Linked DNA regions of Mus musculus: region 2 is linked to region 1. The links are chromatin loops, found by intact Hi-C in ENCODE. Cell type or tissue: heart. All regions are shown on one strand. Links, peaks and the distances in the headings refer to the core of each region. The heading gives the core; the rest is flanking DNA.

The links. Hi-C counts contacts between places; a loop is a spot of excess contacts. Peaks named below come from ENCODE experiments on the same cell type or tissue, not always from the same donor. Only the 100,000 strongest peaks of a DNase experiment are listed, where the experiment ranks them.
Region 2: it touches region 1 in a loop (2.9-fold over the local background); 2 of 42 quality-filtered maps call a loop at or near these places.

The regions. Positions count from the first base shown.
Region 1 is chr12:102,443,210-102,448,586 of GRCm38, reverse strand. Gm30198 (a long non-coding RNA gene) reads right to left here and starts at 1,259. Exons shown (of 3, transcript XR_381856.1): 1 at 1,004-1,259. In heart, for the core only: no CTCF peak of the experiment used is centred there; a DNase peak (open chromatin) is centred at 2,956.
Region 2 is chr12:102,252,559-102,257,935 of GRCm38, reverse strand. Slc24a4 (solute carrier family 24 (sodium/potassium/calcium exchanger), member 4) reads right to left here. Exons shown (of 17, transcript NM_001362345.1): 13 at 3,260-3,426. Gm25203 (a small nucleolar RNA gene) reads left to right here and starts at 4,249; the gene lies at 4,249-4,463. It also overlaps the pseudogene Rnu3b-ps3. In heart, for the core only: a CTCF peak has its summit at 2,757 (motif pointing left); no DNase peak of the experiment used is centred there.

The sequences.
Region 1 (5,377 bases), core at 287-5,286:
AGGGGAAACCATTCAAGGATGAGTCCCAGGCAGGATGAACTCGGTACATTGGATTTCAGTTAAGAAGCCAATTTGGCTGGAATAGGTGGAAGCCAGGGGACAGGAAGTGGTAAGAGGAAGCCAGGAAGGTAGGTCACAGGGACCACAGAAAGCTGTGGCCTGGGCAGAGAAGTGATCTGTAAAGTTTGGATATTGAAAATTGTGATTCTAGGGCTGGAGAGGTGGCTTCTCAGATAAAGATGCCTGCAGTCAAGACTGGTGACCTGACTTAGACCCGGAGGACCCACAGGGAAGAAGGAGAGAACCAATTCCTTCGAGTTGTCCCCTGATGGTCACATACCTGGCGTAGCACCTATACACAGAGAAATAAGTAAGTGTAATTAAGACGTTTTAAAAGTGTGACTCTGAGGTAGAATGTCTGCCTAGCACACACAAGACCTTAGTGATGCAAACGTTAACAAATGAACAAACTCTCTGACCACTGCGTTGGATTTGAAGATGGCAGTGAGGTTTGCTTACGAAGGGCTATCAGGGATGAATGAAGAAGAAACAATTACTAAGGACAATTACTAAGCAGCTCAGATGAGTCTGCATCTCCCAGTAATGTTAAAAAGTTAATTTCTGTTTCCACCTGGTAGGCAAGCATGTCTAATAGGCAAACACTGGGACCAGGGATGATGATAAGGATTCTTCTTTCTTCTCCTTTCTTCTCCTTTCTTCTCCTTCTCCTTCTCCTTCTCCTCCTCCTCCTCCTCCTCCTCCCCCTCCTCCTCCTCCCCCCCCTCCTCCTTCTCCTCCTCCCCCTCCCCCTCCCCCTCCTCCTCCTCCTTCTTCTAATTTTTGATACAAGGTCTCTCTGTAGCCCTGCCCTGGGACTCACAATGTAGACCAGACTAGCCTAAGAGAGATCTGCTTGCCTCTGCCTCCGGAACGCTGCAATTAAAGGCGTGTACTACTATATTGGTCTTTGACCTTAACATTTAAAGTAAGTTGTTTCTCTTACCTGCAAAATGGAGTGAGAATCCACAATAGCTACTGTTTCTCTTTGGTCACAGTTTGGGACCTTCCTTGGAAGCTTCGGGAAAGAGCCACCTCTAAATTCCCTTACCCGCGTTCTCGCGACCGGCCAGGAAAGAGCGCAACAAACCGGAATCTTCTGCGGCAAAACTTTATTGCTTACATCTTCAGGAGCAAGAGTGCAAGAGAGCAAGAGCTCTATTGCTTACATCTTTAGGAGCCAGAGCGCAAGAGCTTTATTGCTTACATCTTTAGGAGCAAGAAGCAAGAGCCAGAGCAAGAGAGCAAAGGGAGCAAGAGAGAGAAAAGGAACAAGAACAAGAAAGCAAGAGCAAGAGAGAGAAAAAGCAAGAACAAGAGAGAGAGAGAAAGAACAAGAAAGCAAGAGAGGAGAGAGAGAAAAAGAATGGCAAAACCCCGTCCCTTTTAAGGAGAATTATCCTCCGCCTAGGACGTATTACTCCCTGATTGGCTGCAGCCCATCGGCTCAGTTGTCATCACGAGAAAGGCAGAACACGTGGCGGGAAAACTGCCCCTGCACGTGTGCAGATTATGTTTACCACTTAGAACACAGCTGTCAGCGCCATCTTGTAATGGCAAATGTGAGGGCGGCTCCCAACACTTACCTGCAAAATGGAGTGAGAATCCACAATAGCTACTGTTTCTCTTTGGTCACAGTTTGGGACCTTCCTTGGAAGCTTCGGGAAAGAGCCACCTCTAAATTCCCTTCGAGTTGTTGACTGATGTCCCCATTTCCATGCTAGTGGTGTTAGGGAACTCTCCTAGCTCCTCAAGCCTGTCTGCATATCTGTGGCAGTCCCTTGACCCGCAAGGCGACAGCAGACCTCTCTGCCACTGGCCACTAAAATCTCTCCACCTGTCAGGTGTTCATTGTCCTGCTGATCCCCCTTGGCCACTGAACACAATGGCAGCAGCCTGGCTCATTATGATCAGAGATTCTCACCTAAGTAAGAGCTTTTGGAGGGCCCCAGAATACAGTCTATCACTGAGGTAAGGAAATGCTTCATCACTGACAGAAGAGACCCACCTTTCCAACAGACATTACGACTGGGCTGAATCCCCAGCCTTATGACACAAAATTTTCACTTTTCACTTAGATTTTTTTGAAACAAAGTCTCATAGGCCAGGTTGGCCTTTATTACTGATCCTCCTGCCTCCATTTCCTAAGGACCTGGATTATAGGCATAGGAAGCTATGCTTGTCTGTCTAATTCAATTAATAATATTTTTACTAAGCATCTTAGAAAATAAATAGTTGGGCCCTAGCTATCAAGCAATTTAAAGTTTGTCTATCAGCCAGAAAACCAACAAATTTATTCTCCCTGTCTATCTTCCTTCCCCATTTTCTTTTCTTCCCTCCCTCCCTCCCTCCTTCCCTCCCCCTTTCCTCCTTTTTCCCTCCATCCTTCCTTCCCTCCCTCCCCTCCCTCGCTCTCCCTCCCTCCTTCCTTCCTTCCTTCCTTCCTTCCTTCCTTCCTTCCTGTACTGGGGATCAAACTCAGGGCTTCATTCAAGGCAAGCATGTTTCCAGCTTTCTATATCTCCAGTCCCTCCCTCCCTTCTTTTTACATTTTTTTAAATTTAAATTATTTTTTAAAGACAGGACCTTGTTCTGGGTTGTTCTGGAACTCAACCCAGGTTGTTCCTCAAACGTGTGGTAATTTGCCTCATTCCTAGAGCTGGCATTACAGATATTCTCCACCAATTTAGATGCTCAGGTGGTAAAATTAGGTAGGAGTCTAGATCAAGAAGAAGGGCTTCTAGGTTGTTTTAAGTCAACTGGCTTAAAACAGATGCTCTGAGGAAGGGTTACCCTCATGACCATAGAAACCAGCTGCATGACTGGAAGGGGAAGGACATTTTGGGAACTAACTGCTGCAGACACAAAAGCTGGTGCTGGGCCAGTTGTGAAATGCAGGAAATGAGGTCACAAGGAGAGCCTGGGGTCAGAGGATCGTAGGGTGTTTTTCGGGGAGAGATGTGAATGGTTTTGTGACGGGGATTATGACATTAAGTTTTGATGGTAGCAGAAGCATGCAGTGTTACCAATGCCAGTAGCACACATTTAAAATTGGTATAATGGGGGAGGGGAGAGAGTCTGGAGAGACGCATAGCAGTTAAGAGAGCTTGCTGTTCTTCCAAGAGAGGCTGAGTTCAGTTCCAGCACTCACACAGGGCAGCTCACAACTCCCTTTTTATGAGGCTCAACGCCCTCCTCTGGCTTCCTTGGACACCTTTACACACCTACATACACATATTTTAAAAATCAAAATGGAAAAAGGGGGAGCGGTTAAATGGAAATTTTTTAATGTTATATAATCAGCACAATTCTAAAAAATAAAAAGAAAAGGTAAGTGGTATGTGATCAGAATAGTGATAACAGGAATTGGGAGCAAGAAGAGAAAATACAGGGGCTGGACAGATAGCTCAGTGGTCAGGAGCACTGGCTTCTCTTCCAAAGGACCCAGGTTCAATTCCCAGTACTCATACAACAGCTCACAATTGTCTCTGACTCTAGTTCCAGGGGATCCAACACCGTTATACCAACATGCAGGCAGACAAAACACCAATGCACATTAAACAAAAATAAATAAAATTAGACTCATGCCTGCCTGATCTACATAGTGAGTTCCCAGGACAGCTAGAGCTGCATGGTGAGGCCCTGTCTCAAAAAATAGAAATAGGGCTGGTGAGATGGCTCAGTGGGTAAGAGCACCCGACTGCTCTTCCGAAGGTCCGGAGTTCAAATCCCAGCAACCACATGGTGGCTCACAACCATCCGTAAAGAGATCTGACTCCCTCTTCTGGAGTGTCTGAAGACAGCTACAGTGTACTTACATATAATCAATAAATAAATCTTTTTTAAAAAATAGAAATGGGGCTGGTGAGATGGCTCAACGGGTAAGAGCACTAAATGCTCTTCTGAAGGTCCTGAGTTCAAATCCCAGCAACCACATGGTGGCTCACAACCATCTGCAATGAAATCTAATGCCTTCTTCTGGTGTGTCAGAAGACAGCTACAGTGTACTTATGTATTATAATAATAATAAATAAATCTTTGGGCTGGAGCGAGCAGGGACTGAGCGAGCAGAGATGACCAAAGTGAGGGAGGCTAACTAGAGCAAGAAGAGGTCCTAAAAAAAAATTCAATAAAATAAAATAAAAATAAATAAAACCAGGAGAAACCACTATTGAGTTTCCAGAGTGCCCTTGGGTGTGGGTCAGGCTCAGTTTCATGGTTCAGAATGTGCTCACTTTGTGAGTTCATTGAGTTACACATTACAATTCTGTGTGTTTTCTCGTTTCTTTTTTGAGATAGGGTTTCTCTGTGTAGTCCTGGCTGTCCTGGAACTCACTTTGTAGACCAGGTTGGCCTCAAACTCAGAAATCCACCTGCTTCTGCCTCCCAAGTGCTGGGATTAAAGGCGTGTGCCACCATGCCCGGCTTACACACACACACATTTCTAATAATAATAATAATAATAATAATAATAATAAAGAGAGAGAGAGAGAGAGAGTAGATGCCAGCTGAGTCTAGTTAGTGCCTGTATGCACATGGGTATGGGGTTGCTTGGGCAACCTATCAGGGGCTCTAACCCTGAGGGAAAATGCCTTAGCGACTAGCAGACTAGTCAAGAAAACAGGTTATCTTGGCCTGTGGTTTGACTTCTGGCGAAAGCCTTGTGCTATCTTGGGGCACAGGGGAAGGGAAGAAGAGCTCATGTGGTAGAGATGAAGCAAGAGAGAGCCGAGGAAGTCAAATCCTTGTGATGGATATGTTCTCGGGATTACTAACCTCCTCCAAGAACCAACTCACTCCCACAGGAAGAGCACACACTCCCGTACTGCAGGTCCTATAGCCTACACATCTCTCAAAGGCCCCACGGCTTTCGCATTACTGCATTGGGAATTGTGGTGCAGCACAAGGCCTTTGAGGGTCATATTCCAACTACAGCAGTCACTTTATGTGTGGTGGGGAGAATTGACTTCTGGGGTCTTGCGGGCTCGAGCTAGTGCTTGATGCTATCATACTTGGTAATTAGTTCACACAGCTTGAGAATCTGCCCTAAGGGTTTTTCCGTGACACGTTGTCTTCTCCATTTGTGCTTCTAAAGCAGAAAAAGCCACAGTTCTCTATAAACTACAGAATTTTTTTTTGGGTAAAATTCAAATTTATATTTATTTAGTGTATGCATGTGTGCACTAGAGCACAGTTGTCAGTTGTGGAGGTCAGGGGACATCTTGTGGGAGTTCGTACTCTCTTTCTTACTTTGTGGGTCCTGGGTTTTTACTCACCTCATCGTGCTTGGCAGGAGGTATCTTTACAGCAGAGCCATCTT
Region 2 (5,377 bases), core at 319-5,318, 190 kb after region 1:
AAGAAAGAAAGAAAGCCAAGTACTAAGCATTTATATATTTACTTTTCTCTATTCTTGAGTGTGGATGTGATGCAGTCCTAAGTTCCTTTAGGTTGCTTTCTAGTCCAGGTATATTTTTTCACAGCAACAGAAACAAAACCAGGACTAGTTAATGATCTCAGTCCTAGCCACTGCTGTATGACTCTGGACAAACGGACTTGCTTCCCTGAGGTTCAGCTCTCTCATGGGCTCAGTAGCAAGGATGAAACAAGGAAGTGTAATGTGAGTACCAAGCCAGTACCACATGCTCCTGGTGCAATGTTTCCTCTTGTTTCAATTATTGTTTGCATTCTATGGGGACAAGAAAATGAGAGCACTCAGATCTCAGGGTTCTGAGAGCTCCAGACTAACAACACTTCCCAAGTGCCAGGTTCAGCTGGTACATGTGCGTTACAAAAAGAGCCCTGGGAAAAGAACTTCAGATGGGTTTGAACATACTGGCTACACTGAGGGTGGGTCCTACACACTACCAGGTACTCCTGGTCTTGAGTGGGGACAAATACACCCCATTTTATGAGACAATACACACTTCTAACATGCCCTGGCCTTGGAAGGGGATGGGATACAGGGACAGGAACAACCGATCTATCATGATCAAGTCCACACAAGCCACTAGCTGTGATGATGAGTTTTGAAGAATCTAGGTGATTCTAGACATCTTAAGAGTAGTAACCGAGTGTGACGGTTTGTATATGCTTGGCCCAGGGAGTGGCACTATTTAGAGGTGTGACATATCTACTTGTTGGAGTAGATATGTCACTGTGAGAGTGGGCTTTAAGATCCTCACCCTAGATGTCTGGAAGTCAGTCTTCTACTAGCAGCCTTCAGATGAAGACGTAGAACTCTCAGCTCCCTGCACCATGCCAGCTTAGATGCTGCCATGTTCCTGCCCTGATGATAATGGACTGAACCTCTGTACCTTTAAGCCAGCCCCAATTAAATATTGCCCTTTATAAGACTTGCCTTGGTCATGGTGTCTGTTCACAGCAGTGAAACCCTAATTAAGACATCAAGCTACCATGGAGTTCCTAGAACTGTCTCTCCTTTTATAACTACTGAACCATATGGCTAAGAAGGAGCAGGGTGGAGGAATAGATAATCCACACAATTTGTGTGTATGCCCATATGCTCCAGGGTCAGGGGTCAGGGATATCACATGGGTCTTTTTCTACCCTGGACTCAAGGCCTGTACTCCAAGCCTCCAGACGTGCAGACTTTAAACAGGAAGCAGAGCTGTGTTCCGAGCTTCTCTTTGTTCTCCAGTGTCCCCAGTTGTGCTTCACTTCTCCCTGGAGCCTCATTAGGACATTATCCATAAGCATGGACCACCAGAGAAGGCACACCTTAGAGTCAAAGTGAGCTCAGAGACACTCTCTTCTTACACACTCTTACCCCCAGGACAGTTCTAAACCAAGGCCATCAACATTCAAAGCCCTCCCACAGGTCAGACTGGCCTAGCAGGGTGTCTCTCATGCCCCCAGTCTAACCTGGGCTAGGAGTCTGGTCTTCTAAACAAAAGCCGGATTTGTAAATGAAGATACTGGAGGTGGGAGTGTCCCAGCTCATTGCCACTGAGAGCTACTGACCCCATTTTCCGTAATAAGAGAAGAATCTCACAAAATCTTTAATCCCCATCCCTACTCAAATGTCGCAACATACTCTTTTTTTTTTTTTTAACTTGTCATGTTTTGGGAACATGGTTTAGTAAGAAACATCACCCGGTCCCTTTAAAACATAAAGATGGCTACACTCATTCTACTGAGGGAAATGAGAGACGAGATTCAGTTATTTCAAGGCACAGTTATCGTTTTTGAGAGGTGTCTTTTTCTAGGGATGTGGGTAGAAACTACATCAAGCTCTTTTCCCAACACAGAAAAACAAGCCTCCCCCCGCCCCCGCCAAAAAAAAAAAAAAAAAAAAAACCACAAAAAACATTCCATGTGCTATTCAGGATCCTAACAGCTATGTTCTGCACACACAGGGTTGGGGAGAAGGGAAATGAGGTGGTGGCTTCGTGGGGAGCAGGGTGCCTAACAATAGGCCAATGGCCTTAAAAGGCAGTGGTGGTCACCCCAACTTCACAGAGGGGCTCTGCTTGGCTCCAGGAGTTGGGTCAGTGAGTCACCTGCTCAGTTTGAATGGTCTTAAGAGGTAGAGCTAGGCTTCAAATCTATTCTCTTGGGCAGGGTTTGTGGCTCAGTGATCCAGTACTTGCCTAGCATATGCAAGGCCCTGTGTGGCTCCCCACAGCCCATCCTTCCTGCTAACCTGCATTCTTCCTATACAGTGGTTCTCAACCTGGGGGGGGGGGTGGTTCGGCCCTTTGGGGGGGTCAAATGACCCATTTACAGGGGTGGCATATCAGATATTTACATTAAGATTCACAACAATAGCAGAATAACAGTTATGGAGTAGTAACAAAAGTAATTTTATGGTTGGGGTCACCACAACGAGAGGAACTATATTAAAGGGCTGCAACATTAGGAAGGTTGGGAGCACTGCTCTAGGGTAAAGGGTAAGGGGCTCTTGTGCCCACAGAGAACTTCTCCTGGCCCCACTGCCTCACAAGCCCTGCTCACCTTCCCTCCTGTGGGCCTCTGTGTTAGGAAGCAAAGGAAATGACTTAATGTTCTGCAAGCATCTGACAGATAGATGCCCTTCCCAATGAATGGAAATCCAGCCCTGTCCTCTCTAGTTGCTCCTAGGCCCCCTGCTGGAAACCTGCACTAGTTTTCAACTCTCCCCAGCTATTCATACAACTGTGAGTTCTCCATGCCTCAGTTTCTCTATCAGTAAAATGGGGATGCTAAAAGTACTTATTTCATGGGTCTGCTATCAGGCTAAAACTGGGCTTCTACAAAATTGTGCTGTGTGCTTGGCACACAGAAAGGGGCAGCTTTTTGACAGAGAGTTCTGGCTACCTCTCACTGATATCATTTCCTTCCTTTATATTCTTCTGATGACCCTAGAAATGAGGGGCCGGTTACTTTGTTCATCCCCCAACCCCAGAGCAGTCTCTTGCATGTCTCCCCTCCCAGTGCCCATTCCCACCTCAGAGGGAACAAAGAACAGGGTCTACCCTTGGGCACACAGCAGGAAATGTTAGTGCTCTGTTAATACCACACTCTATGAGAAAGAGGTTGAGGTCAGCAAGGCCGGTGCTTGCCCTCAGGTGGGACCTCAGCTTGGAAGACACTAGGCAGGGGCTCCCATCACTCACCAGCCACACCATGAGGTAGGAGAACACGGCAATCCACAGAGTGGCCGTGATGAAGGTGACCATGAAGAACTTCTCCCAGCGGGGCTTGCTGCAGTTGGGGATGGTGACACACAGGAGGAAGATGAGGGGCCACGTGAACACCCACTTAGCCTTGTCGCCTTTTGCCTCTGCAAGGGGGTGTGGGGTAGAACAGGGAGTGGGAGAGAAAGACATTGGGTTACACGGCTGCTAGTCTACCCTTGCTCTACTGTTTCAAGTTAACCTTGGTATGACTTTAAGCTGCTGAGGCCAAAGAATTGTCCTCATCAAGTCACTTGGAAGAATCAGGATCACCCAAAACTTTAGTCCATTGTAATCCTTAAAATGACCAGATAAGGAAGGTGAACCAACAGCAGGGATGGCGCCAGTACAGGGGAACGGGGAGGGGGCAGGGGATATCAGCTCTGGTATCAGGCAGCCTGGAACAATTCCATCACCTCTTCCGGGGATAAGGGTCAAGCTAGGACAATGGCAGTGTAATAATGAACCCAGGGAGAGTAGCAGGCATGGCGTTGAGCACTTTGCACCTTGCTGTCTTCATCTTTTCATCTTGGTTGGTGCAAGAATGATGTGACCTGGTGTGTGGGAAGCACCAGGTGTGTGGCCCAGCACCAAGGAGGAAGACACAACACCTACAACTCACATTCAAGACCCCAAAAGCTGACGGGGAGTGTTAGTGTGTGTATATAAGAAGGGCAAGTACTGGGGCTGGCAAGATGGTTTTGTAGGTAAAAGTCCCACTGTTTCACTGTATGACTGACTTCTAAGCATTGTCCTCTAGGGGCTGGAGAGACAGCTCAACAGTTAGCACTGGCTGCTCTTCCAGCACCACCATGGAACTCACAACTGTAACCTGTTTCAGTGGATTCAACACCCTCGTACAGACATACATGCAGGCAAAACACTAATGTACATAAGATAAAAGTAAGTTACTTAAAAAAAATGTCCTCAGGACTATACTTTCAGGGATCATTTCTATAGTTCGTTACTAGAAAGGTTTCTCTGACTGTGTAGAGCACCCGAAACCACGAGGACGAGATGTAGCGTCCCCTCCTAAGTGTGAAGCCGGTTCTAGGTGCTGCTTGATTGCAGCTGCCTCTTGCCATTGATGATCGTTCTTCCCTCCTTCAGGAGGGTGAGAGGGAGAGAACGCAGTCTGAGTGGAAAAAAAAAAAAGAAAAAAATGTCCTCTAAACCTCCATAGAACACATGCACACCCACTCTCACAAACACACACACAGATGACAAAATAAAATATTGCATTACACACACACAGTTCTGTATGTATTTATTTTGTGTGGGTGAATGGATGGGGGTCTGCATCATGATGCTGGCTTGTGCAGGTCAGAGGAAAACTTGTGGGAGTTGGTTCTCTCCTTCCACCATGTGGGTCTGGGTGATTGAACTCAAGACATCAGGCTTGGCAGCAAGAGCCATTGTCTTATGAGCCATCTCACTGGCCCTCAAATATTTCAGAAACGAAGTATTCACGATCCTCTGAAGAACACACACAGACAGTTCTCCAGAACAGACTGAGTGTGAGGCTGTAGAACCAGACCCACTGAGGTTAGAAGGACTGACATCAGTCAGAGTGCACTTGCCAACCTCAAAGGAATGGAATCAGAATTCAGTATTGGGAGGGAAGCTGGAAGATTTGCAAATATGTCGATCTTACGTAGCATAGTCCTAAGTAACTGTCAGGTCAGAGACGAAATCACAAGGGGAATTAGGAAATACTGGAGGACACAGAAAACAAAATATAAAAGGTGAAAACTGATGGGCCATGGTAGAGGCAGGCTCTGAAGGCAATTCCTGACGGTAAATGCCCAACAGTGGGAACCATTTAAAACCCATGACCTCATGCTCCTCCCACAACAAGGAAAAAAAAAAGAAGAAGTGAGAATTAAGTTCAAGAATGGAGAAGGAAGAGGTGGGCTGTGGAGGATCCCTGGAGCATGAGCTAGTCAGACTAGCAGAACTGGAGATCCTGTCTCTAAAACAAGCTACATGGCCCCTGAGAAATGACACCTCAAATTCACTTCTGGCCTACACACACACACACACACACACACACACACA